Regions from separate parts of the Homo sapiens genome. Here region 1 is linked to region 2. Evidence: read pairs that join two places in POLR2A ChIA-PET (ENCODE). Cell type or tissue: endothelial cell of umbilical vein. All regions are shown on one strand. Each heading gives the region's core, and the rest is flanking DNA. Links, peaks and the distances in the headings are about the cores only. Region 1 overlaps CASC15 (cancer susceptibility 15). Region 2 overlaps CASC15 (cancer susceptibility 15).

Region 1 (4,394 bases), core at 200-4,199, 55 kb before region 2:
AACATGGTGAAACCCCATCTCTACTAAAAATACAAAAATTAGCTGGGCATGATGGCGGATGCCTGTAATCCCAGCTACTTGGGAGGCTGAGGCAGGAGAATCGCTTGAACCTGGGAGGCAGAGATTGCAGTGAGCCAAGCTCGTGCCACTGTACTCCAGCCTGGGTGACAGCATGAGACTCTGTCACACACACACACACACACACACCAATTTTAATATATAGATTTTTCAAATTTTTATATAGTGAGTGATTAATTTTGTTCATGCATTCTCTCTTTGGTATTACAAAGTCCTTTTCCATTTGGAAATTATTGTGTTTGCCTATTTTAAAAAAATTGTTTCATTTATTTTACATTGGACTCTTTAATTCACATAGGTCTTATATTGCCATATTGCTTAGAGTAGAGAGCTAACATTATTTTTCTAGCAGTGACCAATTATTCAAGAAGTTGAACACTTCTTTGTTCTCTGAGTCAAATTGCTAGTTCCCCTCATATATTCAGATATTTTATATGTAGGCTTTCTGTACTCTTTCAATGAATGCCCTGCTTCCTAATCGTGCGCAAGTAGTGGTATTTTAAGCCCTGCAAATTCATGGATTGTTTTAATATATAGTATCAGTACTTAAAAAAAAAAAAAACTTTGATTCCATTAAAAAAAATCTTGGATATTTTTCCCCTTTCCATCTTCCAAATAGCTTTTTTAGTCTTGTTAATCTCATTCTTGTTAAGGTTCAACAAGAATTTTCTTATAATTTTGAAGGAGATGACATTAGACCCATTTGGGAGATTTGATATTTTTACATAATTATTCTCATCCAGTAACAAATAATGTGCCACCCTTTAGTGGTGTTCTTTCATGTTCTTCAGATAAAGTTTTGTATAGACCCTGTGTCAGTCTTGTTAATTACTAGATATTTTATATATGGTGATGTTTTTGTGAATGGGATCACAAAAATGCAGCATTTTTATTGAGATATAATTTATGTACCATGTTTTGTGCTTAATTTCAAAGCTAATGTAACTACTAGGCACAGAGCATACATACTACCTTAATACCATTTATGGTTTTCTATTTCTTCTTTTCAAGGGTGATTCTGACCACCTATTGATGCGTTTTTTTTTTCAAGACAGGAAGCAGGATTATCTAATGTGGAGATCTCTGAATTAGGCACACAGAAACATAAGTTCTAACTTCGTCCTGCTTTGTCATAGCTGGGTGTTTGATCTTAGGCAAATCACTTAACCTCTCTGGACTTTTGGACTTTGTTTTTCTCTAAAGTTCTTTCTAGCTCCGTATTTCTTTTTCTTTTTTGTTTTTTTTGAGATGGAGTTTTGCTCTTGTTGCCCAGGCTGGAGTGCAGTGGCTCGATCTCTCCTCACTGTAACCTCCACCTTCCGGTTTCAAGTGATTCTTCTTCCTCGGCCTCCCAAGTAGCTGGGATTACAGGTGCGCACCACCACACCCAGCTACTTTTTGTATTTTTAGTAGAGATGGGGTTTCACTGTGTTGGCCAAGCTTGCTCGAACTCCTGACCTTGTGATCCGCCCACCTCAGCCTCCCAAAGTGCTGGGATTACAGGCGTAAGCCACTGTTCCTGGCCTAGCTCTATATTTCTAAGTATATAATGGCCCTCAAAATATTTGAGCCTTAGAGTTTGTATTCTAGAAAGAGGGAAATCAGAATTTACATGGTATCATAGCCAGGCACAGTGGCTCACATTTGTAATCCTAGTACTTTGGGAGGACTGCTTGAGCTCAGGAGTTTAAGACCAGCCTAGGCAACATAGTGAGATCCTGCCTCTACAAAAAATTTAAAAATTAGCCAGATGTGGTGGCATGCACCTGTGGTCCCAGTTACTTGGGAGATTGAGGCAGGAGGATAGCCAGAGCCTGGGAGGTCGAGGCTGCAGTGAGCTATGATCGTGCCACTGTGCCCCAGCCTGGGTGATAGAGTGAGATTCTGTCTCAAATATAAATAAATAAATGAATAAATGGTAGCATAGCAAATGAAATATCATAGCAGTGAAATTTTGAAATATATTTTGTGTTTTATCCTCTGTTAGCTGGTATAGACTCAGTTTGGCATTTTAATTGTTCAGAATATTGACTTTGTTTCCTGAGTCTATCAAGCATGATTCAGAATAAAGCATGACTTCACTCTGTAAGGATGTGTCACCCCTCTATTTTAGATGTCATTTTAACACTTCTGAGGGGAAGAACACGTTTTTATTTTAAGGTTTATTTTTATAACAAATGACCCAACTGTAGTATTTTTGAACCTGGTGGCATTTTAATATTAGCTGTTTCCTTCCTATTGATGCAAGAAAAGCATTCACTTAAATCTGAAGTGAAATCTGCAGTGTAATTTGAAACCTGAAATGCTTATTGATTATGGTAAAGAATGGAAAATTAATGACTTTGGGAATCTATGCCACAGTCAAATTGAGCAGAGAATGTTCTCCTGGTAGGGTGCTTTGGATGCTAACTTCTATTAGCTGCTGCTCATTTCTACCACTAAATATCTAACAACACTGTTCTCAGAAGTAACTGAACTTGCAGAAATAGCTCATGAAGTCATTTTCTATTTAAATAGTCTGCACTTTTTAGAATAAATACTCTTTAACTAGGATGATATTAACGTATGTCTTCGACAGCAACTGCATTGAGAAGACAGCCTTTGCAAAACACTCTTGTCCCCCATCCAAGTATGGGTCTTTTATGACAGATTGTTGTGTATCTGAGGAAGCTATTGTGTCAACAATGAGCATCATAATGAGTCTAAAAATCTGACTCAATGGAACAAATGCATTTTAATGGCATGCATTTTACTTTAAAAGGATGTACCAAAATAGAGCAAGAGTCTGAAAGCAGGGCATTATTTTATAATGAAAGACTAATATATGGGTAGTTCAAACTAAAGGAAGAGTGTGACTGGGAATGAAAATTGACTTAGGGTGGATAAGATCACTCCCATCAGCAAACCACAAATGCTGGGGGAGAGTTAGCTGAAGTGGTACAGGAGCGAAAATTAAAGTGGTTACCAACACCCAGGAATGTCCTTTACTGAGATGCTGACCTAAGTGGGCAGATGGCTTCCTATGGCACTCTTCACAGGCTGGCATTGCAATATCACATTTACTCACTTTACCAAAATGCCATGAAGTTAATGCTGGAATAACCTGTTTCTTTTCATGTTTAAATTCTACTTATTAAGTGTGGTGTAATATTGAGGGGAAAGGAGTAAGTTTAGAGACTGAGATAAATTTCTAACATGTTTAGAATAGCGCTTAAGGGCCGGGCGCGGTGACTCACACCTGTAATCCCAGCACTTTGGGAGGCCAAGGCGGGAGGATCACGAGTTCAGGAGATCGAGACCGTCCTGGCTAATACGGTGAAATCCCGTCTCTACTAAAAATACAAAAAAAAAATTAGCTGGGCGCAATGGCAGGCGCCTGTAGTCCCAGCTACTCGGGAGGCTGGGGCAGGAGAATGGTGTGAACCCGGGAGGCAGAGCTTGCAGTGAGCCGAGATCACACCACCGCACTCCAGCCTGGGCAACAGAGCGGGACTGTGTCTCAAAAAAAAAAAAAAAAAAAAAAAAAGAATAGTGCTTAAGTGTGTATCTTTGGAATTAGGGTCCCAACTTTGCAATATTGAGGTGGAAGTTATGTAATAATATTTTGTTTGGTATTGACATCACCATACTTCTGTAATTGATTTTTAAAGACTGTGCATTATTTGTTTTTTTGTTGTTGTTGTTTTTTTTTTTTTTTTTTTGTGAGACGGAGTCTCTCTCTGTCGCCTAGGCTGGAGTGCAGTGGTGTGATCTTGGCTCATTGAAGTCTCTGCCTCCCAGGTTCAAGCGAGTCTCCTGCCTCAGCCTACTAAGTAGCTGGGATTATAGGCACTCACCACCACACCCAGCTAATTTTTGCATTTTTGGTAGACGGAGTTTCACCATGTTGGCCAGGCTGGTCTCCAACTCCTGACTTCGGGTGATCCACCCGCCTTGTCTGGGATTACAGGTCTGAGCTACCATGCCTGGCCTATTTGTATTTTTTGAAAGAGAACTTGCAATTTGTGGAAATATACCATAGTACATTTTCTGCATTTATATTATTCTGTTTATTATATTGGAAACTCTGCACATGTGCACTTACATACTAAAAAAATTAGGCATGAGGCCGGGTGTGGTGGCTCACGCCTGTAATCCCAGCTCTTTGGGAGGCCGAGGAGGGTGGATCACAAGGTCAGGAGTTCGAGACCATCCTGGCTAACACGGTGAAACCCCATCTCTACTAAAAATACAAAAAATTAGCCGGGCATGGTGGCATGTGCCTGTAATCCCAGCTACTTGGGAAGCTGAGGCAGGAGAACCTCTTGAACCTGGGA
Region 2 (4,394 bases), core at 81-4,080:
TACGGAGTTGTTTTGGTTTTGCTTTTTTAGAAAACTCTGATGTTCAGGTGGGGGTGATTTGCGACCTTATAGCAAATGCACAAAGAAAAATCACATGTAGCTTTTAGGAGTTTCAGTTTGGGGATCTAAAGGAGCCTACTTAAAAGGAGGTTGCGTGGAGCTAAATTAATCCTTATTTTTATATTATACACACATATTCATGATAGGAACATGTCTATCTCAGTGACAACATCTCTTGCCACACTCATATTTATATCATATCTTTATCCTTCCTGCTGTATGTCCCAGAATGCAATTGTTGACCTCACTTTTTTTATTAAATTTTTTAAAATTTAATTTTTACTTTTTTTTTCCTCTGTGACTCTAGCCAAGGAAAATCAAGCTAATTAACATGTACATTACTGAGAGGTGACAGCGTGCTGGCGGCCCTCACAGCCCTCGCTAGCTCTCGGCGCCTCCTCTGCCTGGGCTCCCACTTTGGCGGCACTTGAGGAGCCCTTCAGCCCGCCGCTGCACTGTGGGAGCCCTTTCCTGGCCTGGCTGAGGCCAGAGCCGGCCCTCTCAGCTCGCGGGGAGGTGTGGAGGGAGAGGCGCGGGCAGGAACTGGAGCTGCGTGCGGTGCTTGCGGGCCAGCGCGAGTTCCAGGTGGGTGTGGGCTCGGCGGGCCCTGCACTTGGAGCGCCTGACCGGCCCTGGGGCCCCGGGCAATGAGGGACTTAGCACCCGGGCCAGCGGCTGTGGAGGGTGTGCTGGGTCCCCCAGCAGTGCCAGCCCACCAGCGCTGTGCTTGATTTCTCACCGGGCCTTAGCTGCCTCCCCGTGGGGCAGGGCTCGGGACATGCAGCCCGCTATGACTGAGCCTATCCCCCCACTCCCCGTGGGCTCCTGTGCCGCCCGAGCCTCCCCGACGAACGCTGCTCCCGGCTCCACGGCGCCCAGTCCCATCGACCACCCAAGGGCTGAGGAGTGCGGGCCCACGGCACTGGGACTGGCAGGCAGCTCCACCTGTGGCCCGGTGCGGGATCCACTGGGTGAAGCCAGCTGGGCTCCTGACTGGTGAGGACTTGGAGAACCTTTATGTCTAGCTAGGGGATTGTAAATATACCAATCGGCACTCCGCATCTAGCTCAAAGTTTGTAAACACACCAATCAGCACCCTGTGTCTAGCTCAGGGTTTGTGAATGCACCAATCCACACTCTATATCTAGCTACTCTGGTGGGGACTTGGAGAACCTTTGTGTCCATTCTCTGTATCTAGCTAATCTAGTGGGGTCGTGGAGAACCTTTGTGTCTAGCTCAGGGATTGTAAACGCACCAATCAGCACCCTGTGAAAACAGACCACTCGGCTCTCTGTAAAATGGACCAATCAGCAGGATGTGGGTGGGGCCAGATAAGAGAATAAAAGCAGGCTGCCCGAGCCAGTAGTGGCAATCTTCTCGGGTCCCGTTCCACAATGTGGAGGCTTTGTTCTTTAGCTCCACAATGTGGAAGCTTTGTTCTTTAGCTCTTTGCAATAAATCTTGCTACTGCTCACTCTTTTGGTCTACACTGCTTTTATGGGCTGTAACACTTACTGCAAAGGTCGGCAGCTTCACTCCTGAGCCAGTGAGAACACGAACCCACCGGGAGGAACGAACAACTCCAGATGCGCCGCCTTAAGAACTGTAACACTTACCGTGAAGGTCCACAGTTTCACTCCTGAGCCAGTGAGACCACGAACCCCACCAGGAGGAAGAAATTCCGAACACACCCGAACGTCAGAAGGAGCAAACTCCGGACATGCTGCCTTTAAGAACTGTGAAGCTTACCGCGAGGGTCCGCGGCTTCGTTCTTGAAGTCAGTGAGACCAAGAACCCACCAATTCCGGACATATTACCTCACATAGTTAACTTTTTGGGGAGTGAAAACATTTATTTAAAAAGATTTGGCCGAGCTCGGTGGCTCACGCCTGTAATCCCAGCACTTTTGGAGGCAGAGGTGGGTGGATCACGAGGTTAGGAGATGGAGACCATCCTGGCTGACATGGTGAAACCTCGTCTCTACTAAAAATACAAAAAATTAGCCGGGCTTGGTGGGGGGCGACGGTAGTCCCAGCTACTGTGGAGGCTGAGGCAGGAGAATGGCGTGAACCCGGGAGGCGGAGCTTGCAGTGAGCCGAAATAGCGCCATTGCACTCCAGCCTGGGCCAGATCTCATTTTCAAATGGTATGGTGTGCCCTCATTTATTTTTTTTCATTCATTCATTCATTCATTCATTCATTCATTCATGATGTTTTGGCTGAATGCCTGGTATGTGTGGTAAGGAGAGAAAGGAAAAAAGCAAGTCATAATTGCTTCATTCAGAAACTATGGAACCCGGATTCGAATGGGGAGACAACTCTTGGATACTTGTAGAGTTAAGAATAAAAGTTTAGGATTCAGGGCCAGAATAATAACAGTAACAGTTAATTCGACAGGAATTTCTCAAAAGGGGTACTCAGGGTGAGGAGGCACTTTCAGGGAGTAAGGTATAACTTAGGTTCATCCTGGAATGATGGGTAGGAATCAATAGCTAGAAGCGAGGTAGCATTAAAACTGAATTCTGGCAGAATGCTGCAGTTTCGTATAAGAAAAGACTTGTTTTAAATAAAATACTTCACAGAAGGTAGGCAGACATTAGAAGTAAGATTCTTTTTCTTCTTTTTTTTTTCAAGATAGAGTCCCACTCTGTCACCCAGGCTGGAGTGCAGTGGCATGATCTGGGCTCACTGCAACCTCCGCCTCCCAGATTCAAGCAATTCTCGTGCTTCAGTCTCCCACCTGCTTGGACTGCAGGTGCCACCACGACTGGCTTTTTTTTTTTTTTTAAGTTGGAGTCTCACTCTGTTGACCAGGCTGGAGTGCAATGGCAGGATCTCGGCTCACTAAACTCTGCCTCCCGGGGTGGTTCAAGAGATTCTCATGCCTCAGTCTCCCAAGTAGCTGGGACTATAGGTGCATGCCACCATGCCTGGCTGATTTTTGTATTTTTAGTGGAGACGGGGTTTTGCCACGTTGGCCAGGCTGGTCTCGAACTCCTGACCTCAGATGATCTGCCCACTTCGGCCTCCCAAACTGCTGGGATTCGGGCATGAGCCATCTTGCCCGGCCTAATTTTTGTAGTTTTAGTAGAGACAGTGTTTCCCCATGTTGGCCAGGCTGGTCTTGAACTCCTGAGCTCAAGTGATCCGCCCACCTTAGCTTCCCAAAGTGCTGGGATTACAGTTGTGAGCCACTGCACCTGGCCCAAGGTTTTTTTTTTTGAAGTAAAATTATTTTATATATATATGTGTGTGTGTGTGTGTTTAATTAGAGAAAGAAGTAAAGAAGGAATGATCAATGATGTTGGTATAGTGTAAAATGATCCAGCATAATTTATTCACTAAATATTGGCAAAAGATTATATATTAGCTTTTCAGATGGGTGGTTATTGTTCTGATAATGATGAATAAGTGTCTAAAAATTGTTGCCTAGTAAGAGCAAAAATAGGAATAACAGGAATTTTTTTTTTTTTTTTTTTGAGACGGAGGCTCACTCTGTCGCCCAGGCTGGAGTGCAGTGGCACCATCTTGGCTCGCAGCAGCCTCCACCTTCCTGGTTTAAATGATTCTCCTGCCTCAGCCTCCAGAGTAGCTGGGATTACAGGTGCCCACCATCACGCCGGCTAATTTTTGTACATTTAGTGGAGATGGGGTTTTACCATGTTGGCCAGGCTGGTCTTGTACTCCTGACCTCAGGTGATCTGCCTACCTCAGCCTCCCAAAGTGTTGGGATTACAGGCATTAGCCACCTCGCACAACAATAATATGCATTTTTAAGATCCTGTAAATATTTTATTTGTTCTAGCCAACACCTTTATTGAAAAGAAACACTTTTTCTACTTTAGTGACAATTTGTCATGTTAGACATGCAAATCTGATAGATGACAGGAGAAATAAAGGTTGTCCATTTCCCTTGTAACCCCGCCCCAGAGATTTTCTTTTTCTCTTCAAAATTACTTTAGGGACCCGCAATAGAAATGACGTAAGAGGCCAGGTGTGGTGGCTCATGCCTGTAATCCCAGCCTGGGTAACGTGGTGAAACCCCGTCTGTCCAAAAAAAAAAAAAATTTTGTTGGGTGTGGTGGTACACACCTGTGGTCCCAGCTGTTTGGGAGTTCTCAAACAGCTGAGAGGATTGCTTGATCCCAGGAGGCAGAGGTTACAGTGAGCTGAGATGATGCCACTGCACTCCAGCCTGGGCAACAGAGCCAGATCCTGTCCCTTCCCCTAAAAAAAGAAAGAAATGACGTAAAACTGTGAATTTTGGATTTCTAGGGGGCCAGGACCATTTAAAATTCCTAGAAAGAAGTATGACTAAATTCTTGTTGGTTCTT

What was found. ChIA-PET counts read pairs that join two places held together with the same protein. Peaks named below come from ENCODE experiments on the same cell type or tissue, not always from the same donor. Only the 100,000 strongest peaks of a DNase experiment are listed, where the experiment ranks them.
Region 1: POLR2A ChIA-PET joins it to region 2 with 5 read pairs; 5 of 35 experiments call an interaction of 5 or more read pairs at or near these places.

Annotation. Positions count from the first base shown.
Region 1 is chr6:21,705,568-21,709,961 of GRCh38, forward strand. The region is part of intron 2 of CASC15 (cancer susceptibility 15); the gene reads left to right. Among named protein-coding and RNA genes, the nearest start is that of CASC15, 41 kb to the left of the region's middle. In endothelial cell of umbilical vein, for the core only: no CTCF peak of the experiment used is centred there; a DNase peak (open chromatin) is centred at 2,244; H3K27ac peaks cover 1,059 bases.
Region 2 is chr6:21,760,576-21,764,969 of GRCh38, forward strand. The region is part of intron 2 of CASC15 (cancer susceptibility 15); the gene reads left to right. Among named protein-coding and RNA genes, the nearest start is that of CASC15, 96 kb to the left of the region's middle. In endothelial cell of umbilical vein, for the core only: no CTCF peak of the experiment used is centred there; no DNase peak of the experiment used is centred there.